Regions from separate parts of the Homo sapiens genome. Here regions 1, 2, 3 and 5 are each linked to region 4. Evidence: chromatin contacts called from ENCODE Hi-C or POLR2A ChIA-PET data. All regions are on one chromosome and are shown on one strand. Each heading gives the region's core, a stretch centred on a gene start or an enhancer-like site at or near the end of the contact. The rest is flanking DNA. Distances are from core to core; before and after follow the strand shown.

The links. A loop is a pair of places that touch in the nucleus more often than their neighbours do. ChIA-PET counts read pairs that join two places held with the same protein, here RNA polymerase II (POLR2A). Pooled maps may share reads with other maps.
Region 1: a loop to region 4 is called in a pooled map, with 6 times the contacts of the local background. The contact joins the promoter of USE1 here to the promoter of JUND in region 4. A Hi-C loop is called at or near these places in 3 of 50 pooled maps. POLR2A ChIA-PET finds 5 or more read pairs at or near these places in 5 of 52 experiments (IMR-90, PC-9, WTC11 and 2 more).
Region 2: a loop to region 4 is called in a map of breast epithelium, with 29 times the contacts of the local background. The contact joins the promoter of SMIM7 here to the promoter of JUND in region 4. A Hi-C loop is called at or near these places in 1 of 168 maps with a recorded cell type or tissue (breast epithelium) and 3 of 50 pooled maps. POLR2A ChIA-PET finds 5 or more read pairs at or near these places in 3 of 52 experiments (H1, HEK293T and WTC11).
Region 3: a loop to region 4 is called in a map of ascending aorta, with 6 times the contacts of the local background. The contact joins the promoter of KLF2 here to the promoter of JUND in region 4. A Hi-C loop is called at or near these places in 1 of 168 maps with a recorded cell type or tissue (ascending aorta) and 8 of 50 pooled maps. POLR2A ChIA-PET finds 5 or more read pairs at or near these places in 2 of 52 experiments (CD4-positive, alpha-beta T cell and CD4-positive, alpha-beta memory T cell).
Region 5: a loop to region 4 is called in a pooled map, with 4 times the contacts of the local background. The contact joins the enhancer-like site here to the promoter of JUND in region 4. A Hi-C loop is called at or near these places in 3 of 50 pooled maps. POLR2A ChIA-PET finds 5 or more read pairs at or near these places in 2 of 52 experiments (CD4-positive, alpha-beta T cell and activated CD4-positive, alpha-beta T cell).

Annotation. Positions count from the first base shown.
Region 1 is chr19:17,213,920-17,216,619 of GRCh38, forward strand. It overlaps USE1 (unconventional SNARE in the ER 1), which reads left to right and starts at 1,438. Exons shown (of 8, transcript NM_018467.4): 1 at 1,438-1,588; 2 at 1,883-1,932; 3 at 2,073-2,151; 4 at 2,250-2,402. The coding sequence starts at 1,487. RefSeq lists enhancers at 1,078-1,658, 1,422-1,741 and a silencer at 1,762-1,831.
Region 2 is chr19:16,658,694-16,661,393 of GRCh38, forward strand. SMIM7 (small integral membrane protein 7) reads right to left here and starts at 1,451. Exons shown (of 5, transcript NM_024104.4): 1 at 1,392-1,451; 2 at 1,266-1,307; 3 at 702-754. The coding sequence starts at 1,417. TMEM38A (transmembrane protein 38A) reads left to right here and starts at 2,446. Exons shown (of 6, transcript NM_024074.4): 1 at 2,446-2,648. The coding sequence starts at 2,525. RefSeq lists silencers at 2,044-2,243, 2,264-2,513.
Region 3 is chr19:16,323,407-16,326,106 of GRCh38, forward strand. It overlaps KLF2 (KLF transcription factor 2), which reads left to right and starts at 1,420. Exons shown (of 3, transcript NM_016270.4): 1 at 1,420-1,592; 2 at 1,810-2,626. The coding sequence starts at 1,518. It overlaps KLF2-DT (KLF2 divergent transcript), which reads right to left and starts at 1,264. Exons shown (of 2, transcript NR_186323.1): 1 at 901-1,264. RefSeq lists a promoter at 730-1,565, silencers at 938-1,667, 1,758-2,007, 2,038-2,087, 2,558-2,647 and enhancers at 1,215-1,987, 1,988-2,700.
Region 4 is chr19:18,280,352-18,283,051 of GRCh38, forward strand. It overlaps JUND (JunD proto-oncogene, AP-1 transcription factor subunit), which reads right to left and starts at 1,271. Exons shown (of 1, transcript NM_005354.6): 1 at 1-1,271. The coding sequence starts at 1,133. The coding sequence ends at 90. It overlaps MIR3188 (microRNA 3188), which reads left to right and starts at 1,726; the gene lies at 1,726-1,810. LOC124904652 (a long non-coding RNA gene) reads left to right here and starts at 1,741. Exons shown (of 2, transcript XR_007067154.1): 1 at 1,741-2,700. RefSeq lists silencers at 1-169, 750-1,749 and an enhancer at 405-1,256.
Region 5 is chr19:16,370,283-16,372,982 of GRCh38, forward strand. All of the region lies in intron 22 of EPS15L1 (epidermal growth factor receptor pathway substrate 15 like 1), which reads right to left. Among named protein-coding and RNA genes, the nearest start is that of KLF2, 47 kb to the left of the region's middle. RefSeq lists enhancers at 1,441-1,610, 1,751-1,820. Within about 2 kb of position 1,394, at least 22 of the 41 ENCODE cell types and tissues checked have a DNase peak (open chromatin) inside an H3K27ac peak, as active enhancers do; they include CD4-positive, alpha-beta T cell, where a contact is called at or near this core.

The DNA.
Region 1 (2,700 bases), core at 188-2,687, 1.1 Mb before region 4:
TCAAGCGATTCTCCTGCCTCAGCCTCCCGAGTAGCTGGGATTACAGGCACGCACAACCAAGCCCAGCTAATTTTTGTGTTTTTTGATAGAGACAGGGTTTCACCATGTTGGCCAGGCTGCTCTCCAAACTCCTGACCTCCAGTGATCCATCCACCTCACCCTCCCAAAGTGCTGGGATTACAGGCGTGAGCCACCGCACCTGGCCCTCCATGGTATTTTCTTTTTTTTTTTTTTTTTTTGAGACGGAGTCTTGCTTTGTTGCCCAAGCTGGAGTGCAGTGGCACAATCTCGGCTCACTGCAACATCCACCTCCTGGGTTCAAGCGATTCTCCTGCCTCAGTCTCCCAAGTAGCTGGGATTACAGGCACCCACCATCACGCCCGGCTAATTTTTGTATTTTTAGTAGAGACGGGGTTTCACCATGTTGGCCAGGCTGGTCTCAAACTCCTGACCTCAGGTGATCCATCTGCCTCAGCCTCCCTAAGTGCTGGGATTACAGGTGTGAGCCACCGCACCTACCCGTCTATGATATTTTTCAAGGACATCAGGCCCACTGGTGTAACCAAGGTGCAGATGACCTAAGGTGTGGGAAAACATGAAGGCTGCATGCCAGGCCCTGGTTCCTGTGAAGCCCCCACCCTCATCCTGTCACTCCAGAAGAGAGGCACTGCAAGGCATAGGGGTACTCAGCTTCCAGGTACTGAGGTGGGCTGGGAAGGGGTTCTCCATGGGGGTCTGGGCGTTAGGGGGGACCCAGCCCCACCTTGCTCACTCTCAGGCAGAGCTGTCTCATGTGCCCCTTGAGGCAGGTACTGTCACACTGTCCATTTCCCGGGGGAAGAAGCGGATCCAGAAAAGTTAAACTCTCCCAGGGCCGAGGATGGAATCAGAGCTGGAGCTGTGACCTGGAAACCCATAACCACAATACAGATGAGCCCTGCTGAGGTGGGGGAAGCCTTGGATTCCTGAATCCCAGGCTACAGAAATCGGGAAGGGTGTGTGGACGTGAAATAGCTCCGACTGGGAAGAATCCAGGTAGGAGTGGGGTGCGGGGAGGTACTTTGAGCAGGCAAAACAGAACAAAAGGGCACACTGCACGCGGGTCTGACACCAGAAGACCCCGGTCGTCCTATCATTCCCGAAGGGTTAACATGCTCTCGAGGAAAAGCAAGTGATTCGCCTAAGTAAGAATGGGGTGGCGCCTCTCCTATTTTTTTAAAATAGAGATAGAGTAGCGCTATCTTGCCCGGGCTGGCCTCAAGCAATCCTTTCCCACCTCTGCCTCCTAAAATGCTGGCATTACAGCCCTGAGCCACCGCGCCCGGCCCAGCGCCCCGTCTCAAAACAAGATATTACTTCCGCTCCAAACAAAGATGGGCCAGCTAACGAGCGCGGGGGAAACATCCGCCCGGAAGGCCACTTGAAGGCACTTCCGCCCTCTCTTAACATGGAGCCGGCGGAAGGGGTGGTGTAGGGCCGGGCGATAATGGCGGCGTCGAGGCTGGAGCTAAACCTGGTGCGGCTGCTATCCCGCTGCGAGGCGATGGCAGCGGAGAAACGGGACCCGGACGAGTGGCGCCTGGAGAAGGTGAGGGGATCTCGCACTGCCGCGTAGAGCCCGACTCCCGGGGGGTGATTCCTAGGGTTGGAAGCCACCTGGCCCGACTCCCCGGCCCCAGTAGCCTCTCGGGCAGCGCCCTTTCCGGTCAGTCCCGCCACGTCCACCTGTAGCTTCCGCCCCCGTCCCTGGGACTCCGCCCCTCCCCCACTGGCCCCGCCTCCTTTACGCTTGACCCCTCCCATTTGTCGGCCCCGCCCCCCCGACTCCCATGATCAGGACATGGGAAAGACCCCCGGGTGACAATCCACTTTTCCTCCCCAGTACGTGGGAGCCCTAGAGGACATGTTGCAGGCCCTGAAGGTCCACGCGAGGTGAGTGCAGGCAGCCTCAGGGCTTTCACATCAGCACGTGGCTGTGCTACTGGACATCCCAGTACCGCTATCCCAGCTGGGACCCTTCCCTGAGCTGGGGACCATGGACAGGTTTTGTTTTTCTTCTTCCTGCCTTCCAGCAAACCGGCCTCTGAGGTGATCAATGAATATTCCTGGAAGGTGGATTTTCTGAAGGGGATGCTGCAAGCCGAGAAGCTGGTGAGAAGGGGTGCCCCTGCCCCCTCAGCCCCCATCACCGCTCACTTTGGTCCCCAGGACCTGCCCCTCCAGTGACTTATCTTCCCACATTTCTGCAGACCTCCTCCTCAGAGAAAGCACTGGCCAACCAGTTCCTGGCCCCTGGCCGTGTGCCAACCACAGCCAGAGAGCGAGTGCCCGCCACAAAGACGGTGCATCTGCAGTCACGGGCGCGGTACACCAGCGAGATGCGGAGTGAGCTACTAGGCACGGTAGGGCTCCTTCCCTGGTCCCTGGGAATCCCTTGGACAGGAATAGGGGTTCTATGCTTGTAGGCAGCCAGAACCACAATACTGTCAGATACAGGAACCCTAAGGGGGTCCAGCAATCTCTTCCCTGGGTCATCACACAAGGCTGCCCAACAGAGGGGCATTGTGGCTAAGGCTTTGCTAGATGAATAGGAATTTGGTACAAGGCAAAAATGGAATGTGTCTGGTTAAGCCCCAGAGTTGGCCCAAGAGCAGGGTTTGAGTCCTGGCTTGCAACTTACAAGACACATAAGTTTCTTCA
Region 2 (2,700 bases), core at 201-2,700, 1.6 Mb before region 4:
AGCACTCTGAAAGCAACAGCTATGTGTGAGGTTGTTCATTCATTCATTCACAGGCATCGGAGGACGGGTACGGCAAGAACAAAGGATGGGACAAGCCAAGCTAGGGCCTCTTCTCTGAAGTTTACAGTCATATGTGAGGGGCAGACATTAGCCAGATGACAGCAAACATAACAGAACATTATAACGGTAGGAAGTGATGTGAGTGCTCACATCAGGGAGGTCTGGTAGGAGAAAGAAATAGATGACAGAGGTAGGCAGAAAGGCTAGCACATTCTCAGTCATCTCCCACTCACACACACGCTCAATTAAAGAGAAAACTTGTGGCTCACGCCTGTAATCCCAGCTCTTCGGGAGGCCAAGGCAGGGATCACTTGAACCCAGGAGTTCGAGACCGGCCTGGGCAACGTGGAGAAACCCCATCTCTACAAAAAATACAAAATTTAGCCTGGCATGGTGGCACACACCTGTAATCCCAGCTACTAAGGGGGCTGAGGTGGAAGGATCACTTTAGCTCAGGAGGTCGAGTCTGCAGTGAGCCATGATCGCACCACTGCACTCCAACCTGGACAACAGAGCAAGACCTTGTGTCAAAAAAAAAAAAAAAAAAAAAAGAGAAAGAAAGAAAACGAAGGTAGGGCTTGGCGAAACAGAACTGTCCTCTGAAGTGGACCATGCAATTCCAGGATCCAATTAGACCTTACCTGTGCTGGGCTCCCTGGACTCCTCCCCAAAGCCCTGCGTGTCCTTCTTTTTCCTACAAAGAGGAGCAGACAGTGTCCACTTTCAATGGGACATAGAGTCCTCAGCCCCCTGACCCCCAGCTCAGAAGGCCACAAACACTAAGTTTCAGCCCTGGCCCTGCCGCAAACTTGCTGTGTGACCTCTGACGTTCAATACCCTTCTCTGGGCCCCCACTGCCCGGACAATCACAGCCAGGTCAGCAGCCACCGACCGTTTACAAAGTGGCCCGACAGTGCGGGTGCAGGGCGGAAGGTCCGCGGTGGGGCTATTTCTTGGGGGATGGGGCTTAAGCTCTCCAGGAAGGTGAACAGAGGGACAACCAAGGAACGGAGAGTATGGGTTTAAGGTCTCTCGGGGGGTGGGGGGCGAGGAAGATAAACCAGGCTGGAGGCGTGCCCAGAGGGCGGATAGGGCGGGGCCTGCGGCTTGGGGGCGGGGCCTGAGAAGTGCGCCGAGATCACGCTTATGAGGGCGGGGCTACGGGTTCCCCGGATGGAGCCGCAGTCCGGCCGCGACCTACTCACAGCTTAAAGTTCAGCACCGCCCCGGCATTCATCAGCAACGTCCTGCAGAGGGAGAATTACAGTTACTAGGGGCGCCCCCGCGTCCTGCCTGGCTCTCTCTTCCCAGCCTCTGGTCCCCCTAATTACCCGAACAGCAGGATGTCTCCGATCATCGTTACGGCCGAAGCGTCCGTCAGAACCGGAAGCGGAAGCCCCAGGGAGGGAGGGGAGAGGAGCACAAGCCGACCAATCCTAAAGCAACAGTGGCGAGGGCTGGGCCAATCGAAGGTCAAGGCTGGGAGGGTCCCGCCCTCTGCAGGCCAGACCCCCTTAGGGGAGCGCGAGCGCCCCACCTCGCTGGGGAGGCCCCGAGAGCCAGAATGGGAGGAGCGGGGTCTCCTGGGGGCGGGATTGGGTCACGCGTTCGAAGCGTGCCGCGCATGCGTGAGGTCTCGATGCCGTAGGGTTAGCTGGGCAGCAATTCCTACTCACTTTCTGGGGTCCCAAATTGGGCTTCTGGACAAAAGGAATCCTTTGACTCCTGAGCTGCACAGGGTGCGGGGTCCTGACGCAGTGGGGTCCCTAGAAACGGGTGCCCCAACCAACTGGGCTCTAAAATGAGATCCTCCTGGGCCCCATGGGGAACGGGGGTTCCCACTGAGCTGCCCCCCACAAGACGTCCTGATTTGCAGAGCCCCACCGGAGACGGGGTTCCTGATCGAACGGACCCTATGGGGCAGAAAAGTCTTGACGGGGCTCCACAGAGGACCGAGGTCCTAACCTATCTCCACGGGGAACAGGGGTTCTGATTCATGGGGTCCCACCATGGCGTAGGGGTCCTCACTGGGCTCCACCGAAGATCGGGGTCCTAATTGAGCCCACGGGGACAAAGTCCTGGCCGATCCGGCCCCCTGGGAACGGGCGTCCCGCGTGGGTGGGCTCCGTGAGGGACGGGCCCCCAGAACAGGCAGCTCCCCAGCCTCCCTCGCCTTGCACGGGTGCCCCGCACCCCGCCTCGCTGGGCGGAACGGGGTAGCGATGGCAGGAGGGTCAACGCCTGGGACGCCCGACCGTCCAGCTGCGTCCGTGGTGCTGGGCGTCCCCACCACCTGTCCCGGGGTGGGCCGTCGCCCCTCCTCTCCCGCGGGGGCCGGGCCTGGGGTGGCGCCTGGCGGGCGGGGGCGGGCCCAGCTGCGGGGGCGCAGTCGCCGGGCCGCGGGCGGCGGGACGGACGAGGCCGGGGCCCCGGGTGGCACCCGGCAGGCGGGCAGGCGGGCGCCATGGAGCTGCTCTCGGCGCTGAGCCTGGGCGAACTGGCGCTCAGCTTCTCGCGGGTGCCGCTCTTCCCCGTCTTCGACCTCAGTTACTTCATCGTCTCCATCCTCTACCTCAAGTATGAGCCAGGTGAGCCGGGGCGGGGGGCTGGAGGGGACCGGCAGCGGGTGGCGCGGGCCGG
Region 3 (2,700 bases), core at 170-2,669, 2.0 Mb before region 4:
GCAGGAGTTCGAGGCTGCAGTGAGCTGTGATTGCACTACTACACTCCAGACTGGGCAACAGAGGGAGACCCTGTCTCAAAAAAACTCAAATGAATAAACCTCTATCCTTCCCTCCTTCACTAAAGTGGAGGTCCCCTAGGGCAGGGATCTTGTCTATCTCTTGGTTACTGTGTCCCCAGTGCCTACCCAGGGCTGGCAGACAGTTGTAACAGGAGTGACAGTCCCTGGCCAGCAGGGATATGGTGTGGGGGACAGAGGTGGAGCATTGAAGGGACCCATTGGGCAGCATTGTCCTCTGATGCCCCCGATGCTGGAGCTGTATTGGGGGAATGACTGTCATCACCGTCCTCTGAGTTACTTAATTCATTTATGGAAGTCAGTAAAGGAACCCAGCCTGCCTGTGCCTGCCGCAACTCCAACTTCTCCCAGCCACCTCTGCCTCAGTTTCCCTGCACTTGACGGGCTTATTGAGGTTGGGGAGGAGGGGGTGGGTGTCTCAAATGTCAAAGATTTAATGTGTCTTGATGTTACCACACAAAAGTTTTGTTTTGTTTGTTTTTTTGAGACAGTCTCCTCTGTCACCCAGGCTGGAGTGTAGTGGTGTGATTGTATCTCACTGCAGCCTCGACCTCCTGGGCTCAAGCGATCCTCCCACCTCAGCCTCCCACTACACCCAGCTAATTTTTTTTATTTTTTAAGAGATGGGGGCCACTGTGTTGCCCAGGCTGGTCTTGAACTCCTGGCCTCGAGTGATCCTCCTGTCTCAGCCTCCCAAAGCGGTGGGATTACAGATGTGACCCACTGCACCAGGTCTACACAAGGTGTTTTTTTTTACAGGGTGATGTGCACACGGTGGGTCCCTCTGGGTGGTCCCACAACAGATGAGGGGCCCAGCCTCACCCATCCATGAATCCTGGAGACTCCAGACTTCCCATCCATCCAGGGTTCTGCAGCCCTCTCTGAGGCTGGAGCCAATCTCCCCTTCCGTCAAGGGATCCGGGGAGACCGCCAAGCCCGGTGCTCCCCTGAGAGTCTCTGAGAGGCCCCGACACCGCCCCCGCTCCAGGTCCCCGGGATGCTCGCGCAGGCGGGAGCCCGGGGCGCCCGGGGGATCCCTGAGCGTCACGCCGCTGTTGTGGAGCGCGTGTTGACAACGTCGCCGGGGAGACGGGCGGGGGCGGGGCCCGGGAGAGGGGGAGGCGCGGCCCTGGCGGCGCGCGAGGGGCCGGGCTGTCAGCGCAAGGCCCAGGCCGCCGCAGTGGCCACGGCCGCTGCCGCCCGCCGGCTTATATACCGCGGCTAAATTTAGGCTGCGCCCGGAGCTCGTCCCCATCCGGGACGCGTTTCCGCCGCCGCCGCTTTGGCCCGGCCCCCGCGCGCGCCGCGCCTATAAGGCTTGGGCGGGCCCGGCCGCGGCCCACAGAGCCGTCCCCGCCCGCCCGCGCCCCGACCAGCCCGGCCTCGGGCAGCCACTCACCGGTGTCCCCGTCCGCGTCCTTTCTCCCCGGGTCCCGGCCATGGCGCTGAGTGAACCCATCCTGCCGTCCTTCTCCACTTTCGCCAGCCCGTGCCGCGAGCGCGGCCTGCAGGAGGTGAGGGCGGCGGGGACGGCGGGGCGGCCGGGACCGTGGGCGGCGGGCTCGGGGTAGTAGAACGTGGGCTGCGGGGTGACAGGACGCGAAGGCGGGGACTGCAGACTCAGGAGAGGAGGATGCGGGCCACGGGGATCGCGGACTTAGGGTGGTAAAAGGCAAGCAGCGCCCCCCGAGCCCCGCCGCCCGCTCACGCCCATTGCCCTGTCGCCCGCAGCGCTGGCCGCGCGCCGAACCCGAGTCCGGCGGCACCGACGACGACCTCAACAGCGTGCTGGACTTCATCCTGTCCATGGGGCTGGATGGCCTGGGCGCCGAGGCCGCCCCGGAGCCGCCGCCGCCGCCCCCGCCGCCTGCGTTCTATTACCCCGAACCCGGCGCGCCCCCGCCCTACAGCGCCCCCGCGGGTGGCCTGGTGTCTGAGCTGCTGCGACCCGAGCTGGATGCGCCGCTGGGGCCCGCACTGCACGGCCGCTTTCTGCTGGCGCCGCCCGGCCGCCTGGTCAAGGCCGAGCCCCCTGAAGCGGACGGCGGCGGCGGCTACGGCTGCGCCCCCGGGCTGACCCGTGGACCGCGCGGCCTCAAGCGCGAGGGCGCCCCGGGCCCGGCGGCTTCGTGCATGCGAGGTCCCGGGGGCCGCCCCCCGCCGCCGCCCGACACACCGCCGCTCAGCCCCGACGGCCCCGCGCGCCTGCCCGCGCCCGGTCCGCGCGCCTCCTTCCCGCCGCCTTTCGGTGGCCCTGGTTTCGGCGCGCCCGGGCCCGGCCTGCATTACGCGCCGCCTGCGCCCCCAGCCTTCGGTCTCTTCGACGACGCGGCCGCCGCCGCGGCAGCCCTGGGCCTGGCGCCCCCCGCCGCCCGCGGTCTCCTCACGCCGCCTGCGTCCCCGCTGGAGCTGCTGGAGGCCAAGCCAAAGCGCGGCCGCCGCTCTTGGCCCCGCAAACGCACCGCCACTCACACCTGCAGCTACGCGGGCTGCGGCAAGACCTACACCAAGAGTTCGCATCTGAAGGCGCATCTGCGCACGCACACAGGTGGGCGGCACGCACGAGCCAGGAGCGCAGGCGGGGGGACGCGGGAGGAGAGGTCGGATTCCCAGCGCGCGCCA
Region 4 (2,700 bases), core at 21-2,520:
CACCCTCTCCAAGTCCGGGGCGCCCACGACACCCCCCCGCGAGCCCGCCCCTTGGGGAGGGTGGCCGCGCATGCGCCCCGCGCGCGGACTCAGTACGCGGGCACCTGGTGCTGGGGCAGCAGCTGGCAGCCGCTGTTGACGTGGCTGAGGACTTTCTGCTTGAGCTGCGCCACCTGCTCGCGCAGCAGGCTCGCCGTGGACGCCAGCTCCGTGTTCTGACTCTTGAGGGTCTTCACTTTCTCTTCCAGGCGCGAGATGCGCTCCAGCTTGCGCTTGCGGCACTTGGAGGCGGCGATGCGGTTGCGCAGCCGCTTGCGCTCCGCCTTGATGCGCTCCTGCGTGTCCATGTCGATGGGCGACAACGGCGGGCTCTCGCCGAAGCTCGGCACGTCGGGCACCGTCTGTGGCTCGTCCTTGAGCGCAGCCAGGCGCGGCGGCCCCAACGCGCCTGGGGGTGGCGGCGGCGGGAAGGGCACAGGTTCGGCAGCGAAGGCGACCGTCGCGGCGCCCCCCGCGCCCCCGGCGCCGCCCGCGTAGCTGCTCAGGTTCGCGTAGACAGGCGCTTCGGGCGCGGCCGCCGCCGGGGCCAGCTCGCCGGGGGGCGCGGAGCCCGTGGCCGTGCCCGAGGGCCCCCCGGCGGCGGCGGCGGCGGCGGCAGCGGCCGCGCCCGCGCCGAGCTGGTTCTGCTTGTGTAAATCCTCCAGGGCCTTGACGAAGCCCTCGGCGAACTCCTGCTCCTCGCTGGCCGCCACCTTGGGGTAGAGGAACTGTGAGCTCGTCGGCGTGGTGGTGACCAGCCCGTTGGACTGGATGATGAGGCGCTCGAGCTCGGGGGAGGCCAGCTTCAGCAGCCCCAGGTCGGGAGAGGCGAGCAGGCCGTCGGGGGGTGCCGCGCTGGGGGCGCCGTCGGCGCGCAGGGGGGTAGGAGGCGGCGCGGCCGCAGGCTTGAGCGCTGCCGCCACCTGCTCACTCAGGCTCAGCGTCAGCGCGTCCTTCTTCATCATGCTGCCGGCCGCGGCCGTCGGGGGCGCCCCGGGGAACAAGCGGCCCGGGGACGCGAAGCTGCCGCCGCTGCCACTGGCGCCGCCGCCCAGGCCGCTCAGCGCCTCATCGCCGTAGAAGGGTGTTTCCATCCTCCGCCTCCCCCGCCGCGCCGGCCCGGGGGGGAGTGGCCGCGGCCTCCCGGGGGGCCCGCGCCCCCCCGTCCGCTCGGCCCTGCGCCCGCCCCGGCCGCGGCCGCAGCGCCCGGCCCTCCACTGGCGGCGGCTCCTGCGCCGCGCCACTTGTGCGCCCTCTTATAGCCTCGGCTCGGCGCGATGAGCTCACCGCCCCCGTTCGCCATTGGGTGCGGGTGACGTCGCTCATTTGCATGGAGGGGCGGGGCCAAGCCGCCGACGCCCGCCCGGCCGCCGTTGCCCCGGCGACGCGCGGTAAACGCCACAACAGCGCGCTGCCTTGTGGGTTGACGTCATGGGGGCGGCCGCGCGCCCGGGCCGGGTCACCCCGCCCCGGGACCGCTGTGTACGACCGATCTCCCCGGCGCCGCCTCCGCCAAGGCACGTCCCGGGTGGCGTGATGGGCCCGGGCCACCAGGCGCCCGCCCGCCCCGAGGCCCCGCCCCGTGTCCGCGCGTGGGGCCCCGGCCGGGCGGGGGCGGGGGCGGGGGCGGTGCCGGCCTCCGGGGACTGGAGGGGGATGGGGTCCCGCATGGCTAAATAACTCCTTGGCGCCTCCTGCTCTGCTGTGCCGCCAGGGCCTCCCCTAGCGCGCCTTCTGGAGAGGCTTTGTGCGGATACGGGGCTGGAGGCCTGGTGGGGCTGTGTCCGGGGGCTCGCCGGGGGTGTGGGGAGGTCTGCGTTCCTCACCCTCCCTCCTTCCTTCCCTCCCTCCCTCCACCCCGCGTGTGATTGCTCAGGAAGAGACGGGAGGGGAGAGGAGGGTCGCCAGAAGTTGCTGAAAGCGCTTGGATCCTGATCATTTTCACTGAGTGCGTTCTAGAACCAGGAGTCCTACTTCCTGCCTTTACAGATGGGAAACTGGGCTCAGAGAGGTGGAGTGACCATCCCCCGAGAGTTAGCTAGGAGTCACAGCAGGGCCCGGGCTGTGACTAGGCCTGAGCTCTTGTCCACCCTTAGAACCCTAGAACCTGGGAGTCCAGGCCCCTGCGCAGCCCCTTCCTTCCGCCGCCCACGTTTTAACCCCAGGTCTGCCAGGGCTGTGATGTCCTGGGCGAGGGTGCCCAACTCCAGGGGCTGGGCTGATGAGGCAGGAATGCCGGGTATAATTATTACATGCTTGTTACCACTATCATGGCTGTTAGGGCTTAATGAGCCACTATTAAGACTGGCTGGGAAGGGGGTGTGAGGGAGGAGAGATGGACCCACCCCACCAATACTCACAAGGGATCCTTAGGACATCTGGATCTGACCTACAGCCTCTGCATGCACCCCTCCAGCTCCCCACCTCTGTCTGAATGGAGCCCACACCCTCCTTTCCCTGACCTCCTTCCCCTCACTCTCTCTGATCCTTGGCCTCCCAGTTGCAGGACTAATCGTACCTCTGGGCCTTTGCACGTGCTATGCTCTCTGCTTGGTACTCCCTTCCCCCAGTGCAAAGATGTGTCTTCAGGAAGTGCCCCACCCTCAGACTTTACTCCTTTATTGTAGCCTCTGAATCTGCCAGAATGATGGAGTGGACCAT
Region 5 (2,700 bases), core at 144-2,643, 1.9 Mb before region 4:
GAGATGAAAGATGAGGGGCCATGTTCACCCCGCCAGAAAAGCAGGGAGGCGGTGCCCAGAGCTGCACCCAGAGCCCCCTTCTGAGGCGTCTGCCCCAGCCCTCACCTCCCTCAGGTGCCAAGCAAGGGGTTGAGGTGTCCTGGAGGCAGGTACACCCGATGTCCCCAGGGCGATGGCTCCCGTCTGTTCACACCTATACTCAGATGCTGGGGTGGGAGCCCAGCCACTCTAGGCCTGCACCCCACCCTGCAGCCCCCCAGGCCTCAGCATTTGCACCCCACTGAACACCAGATGATAATCGAGTCACACGACACTCCCTGGATCCGCCTCTGGGTACAGTGTGCCCAGGAAGGCAAATGCTTCTATTTTCAAACTCAGTGGTCTTTACAGAACAGAAAGTGCTCCAAACGGCAATCTGCCTGCAGTCAGTTTAAACATACAAGGCTGACATTCCTCCCTCTCAGAGTGGGACCGTTCCTTGGCACCGTCAGCAGGTCCCACCCAGCCCTAAGACAGACCTTCCAGAGGGCTCAGACGGAAGCTCTGAAGCTTCCTTGAACACAGCAGTGCTGGGGGATGGGGGGCGTGGGCAGGAAAGAGGGACTCCACCTGGTTGGCCGTTTTAGGCTCCTTGGGACCCCCTCCCCATCCTGGCTGGCAGGCAAGTGCCAGAATTTTCCAGGCCCCTTGAGATGGTGGAACCACTTGTCCCATTGTAGAATTTCACATGTACCCACCGGATTATCTCTCTGAGATCATCGTGGGAACGAAATTGAAGTAGTTAAGTTCAAGGCTGAGGTGCTAACCGCAGGGTTCAAATGGAGATGCCATTTTTAAAGTGGATCTTGTGCAATCAACAAAAGGTTTTGGGACCCACATGGGCACATGATGGGGAGAGGTCACTGAGCCCTGGTTTCGATGTTGGCCTGGCATTTCAGAGAAGTGGGAGAGCTGGCAGCACTTAGGACCTCAGGGCTTCCTCGGTGGCTGCATCCTGTGTGGCACCCCCGGCAGGGAGGTCAAGAACTCACGGCCACCCTGGGTGGATGCCACACACAGGTACGGGAGGGGCTTGTTTGCAAGGGGAAGAATGACTTTTGTCTTCTTCTTTTGTTGAGAGAGCTGCTCAAATCAAACAGGACAGCCGCTGGTTAAACTTAGGTAAAAGCTGTTCGTTAGTGCAACTGTGGGGAGGGGGCGAAAAGACATGCTCATCACCATCACCTATGCGGCTTTGTTTAGGAGGTGAAAAGGTCATTAGCAGTAATAAAATAATCATTAAATTGGGGAGAGGTTAAAGGTGACTGGCTGGTTAGCGGTAGAACTGCGCTGGCTGGTGTCACCGGGCGCTGCAGGCAGGAACCGCAACGCAGGGCCGCGCTGGCAGGAAGTGGCAAGGGTGGGGCCGGTCGCAGGATCCCACTATCGCAGCAGGGCTGAGGCCCAATCACTGACACCCACACAGCCGTTTCCTGCACTTAAAAAAAAAATCTGTTTCTCTCTTTGCAAATCAACAACTTTTACCTAGAAACTCTTCAGCGGTGAGCTCTGACTGATCTTGATCTCCGGTCCGTTGCAGAAAATATACCATTGTTTACCTGGGGGAGGTGTGTGCCACGGCTAACTTTAACCTAACTCTAACTGACAGGTTTCGGCAGCCTGCCGGGTCTGTGCTGCATCTGCCTGAAAGAAACCAGTTTCTTCTGCCCAAAACAGACACCTGCTGGTTATTTAATACCTTGATACACCTTTCTTGAAAAGACCTCCAGGCAAGAAGAACTTAGTGCCCACACCAAAGCTCCATGCATGCCCCAGGAGATGGCCCTTGGTGGTCCCCAGAGTGCACTTTCTGGCTTAGATGGAGACAGAACTGAGTATGTGGCCTTGAGGGCAGATGGCCAACTGTGGGCTACTCAGCTGTACGCTGTGACCGGAACTCTCCCTCGAGGAACCTCTGCAGGTTCCCAGGTGGAGGGGTCCACCTGTGACTGTCCAGGTCAACACCTGTCTGCCCGTGCACCCACACTGCATGCCAGCCACACCAAATGTCAATTTCACCTCAATTGACCTTTAAACAAAATAAGACAAGCAGCTCCCACGGAATTTGAAAACTGCAGCCTCTAGAACACAAGAGATGGCACCAAAGCCACACGTGACTCAGACCCAAACTCACATTTGGTCCTGTATGAGCGATGACCCACAGAGGACGCTGGAGCCCTCTTTGAAGTTCAACTCCCTGCACGCTTTTTTTAACGGAAAAGATTTCCACTAAACTGTGACCTCACAGGGAGAAAAGGGCCCAATTAATGACTCCCAGAATGTGTGCAGCCACCTCAGCTGCCCAGCCTGTCTTTCCTGGAAAAGGTGCCCATATGGCAGAAGCCTGCGTCCCGGTCCCTGTGCCGCAGGGTGGGGATGGGGGCTACAGACCACATACAGCACGTCACCGTGCAAGGCGCTTCACCCACACACCCACCTGCTAGGCCTGAGTGGGTCCCATGGTCAGGCAGGAAAACTGAGGCTCAGGGAGGTTAAGTGACCCACCCGGGGCCTCCCTTTCCTCCAATGTCCAGAAACCAGCCTGATCAAGCAGTCCCCTGGATTCTAGCAGAATTGGCTGCCCAGAGGACAGAAGGAAGCGGCCTCAGTTCTCCTGTCCTGGCCTCACACATCAGCCATTTCCTGGCACAGAGGCCTAGC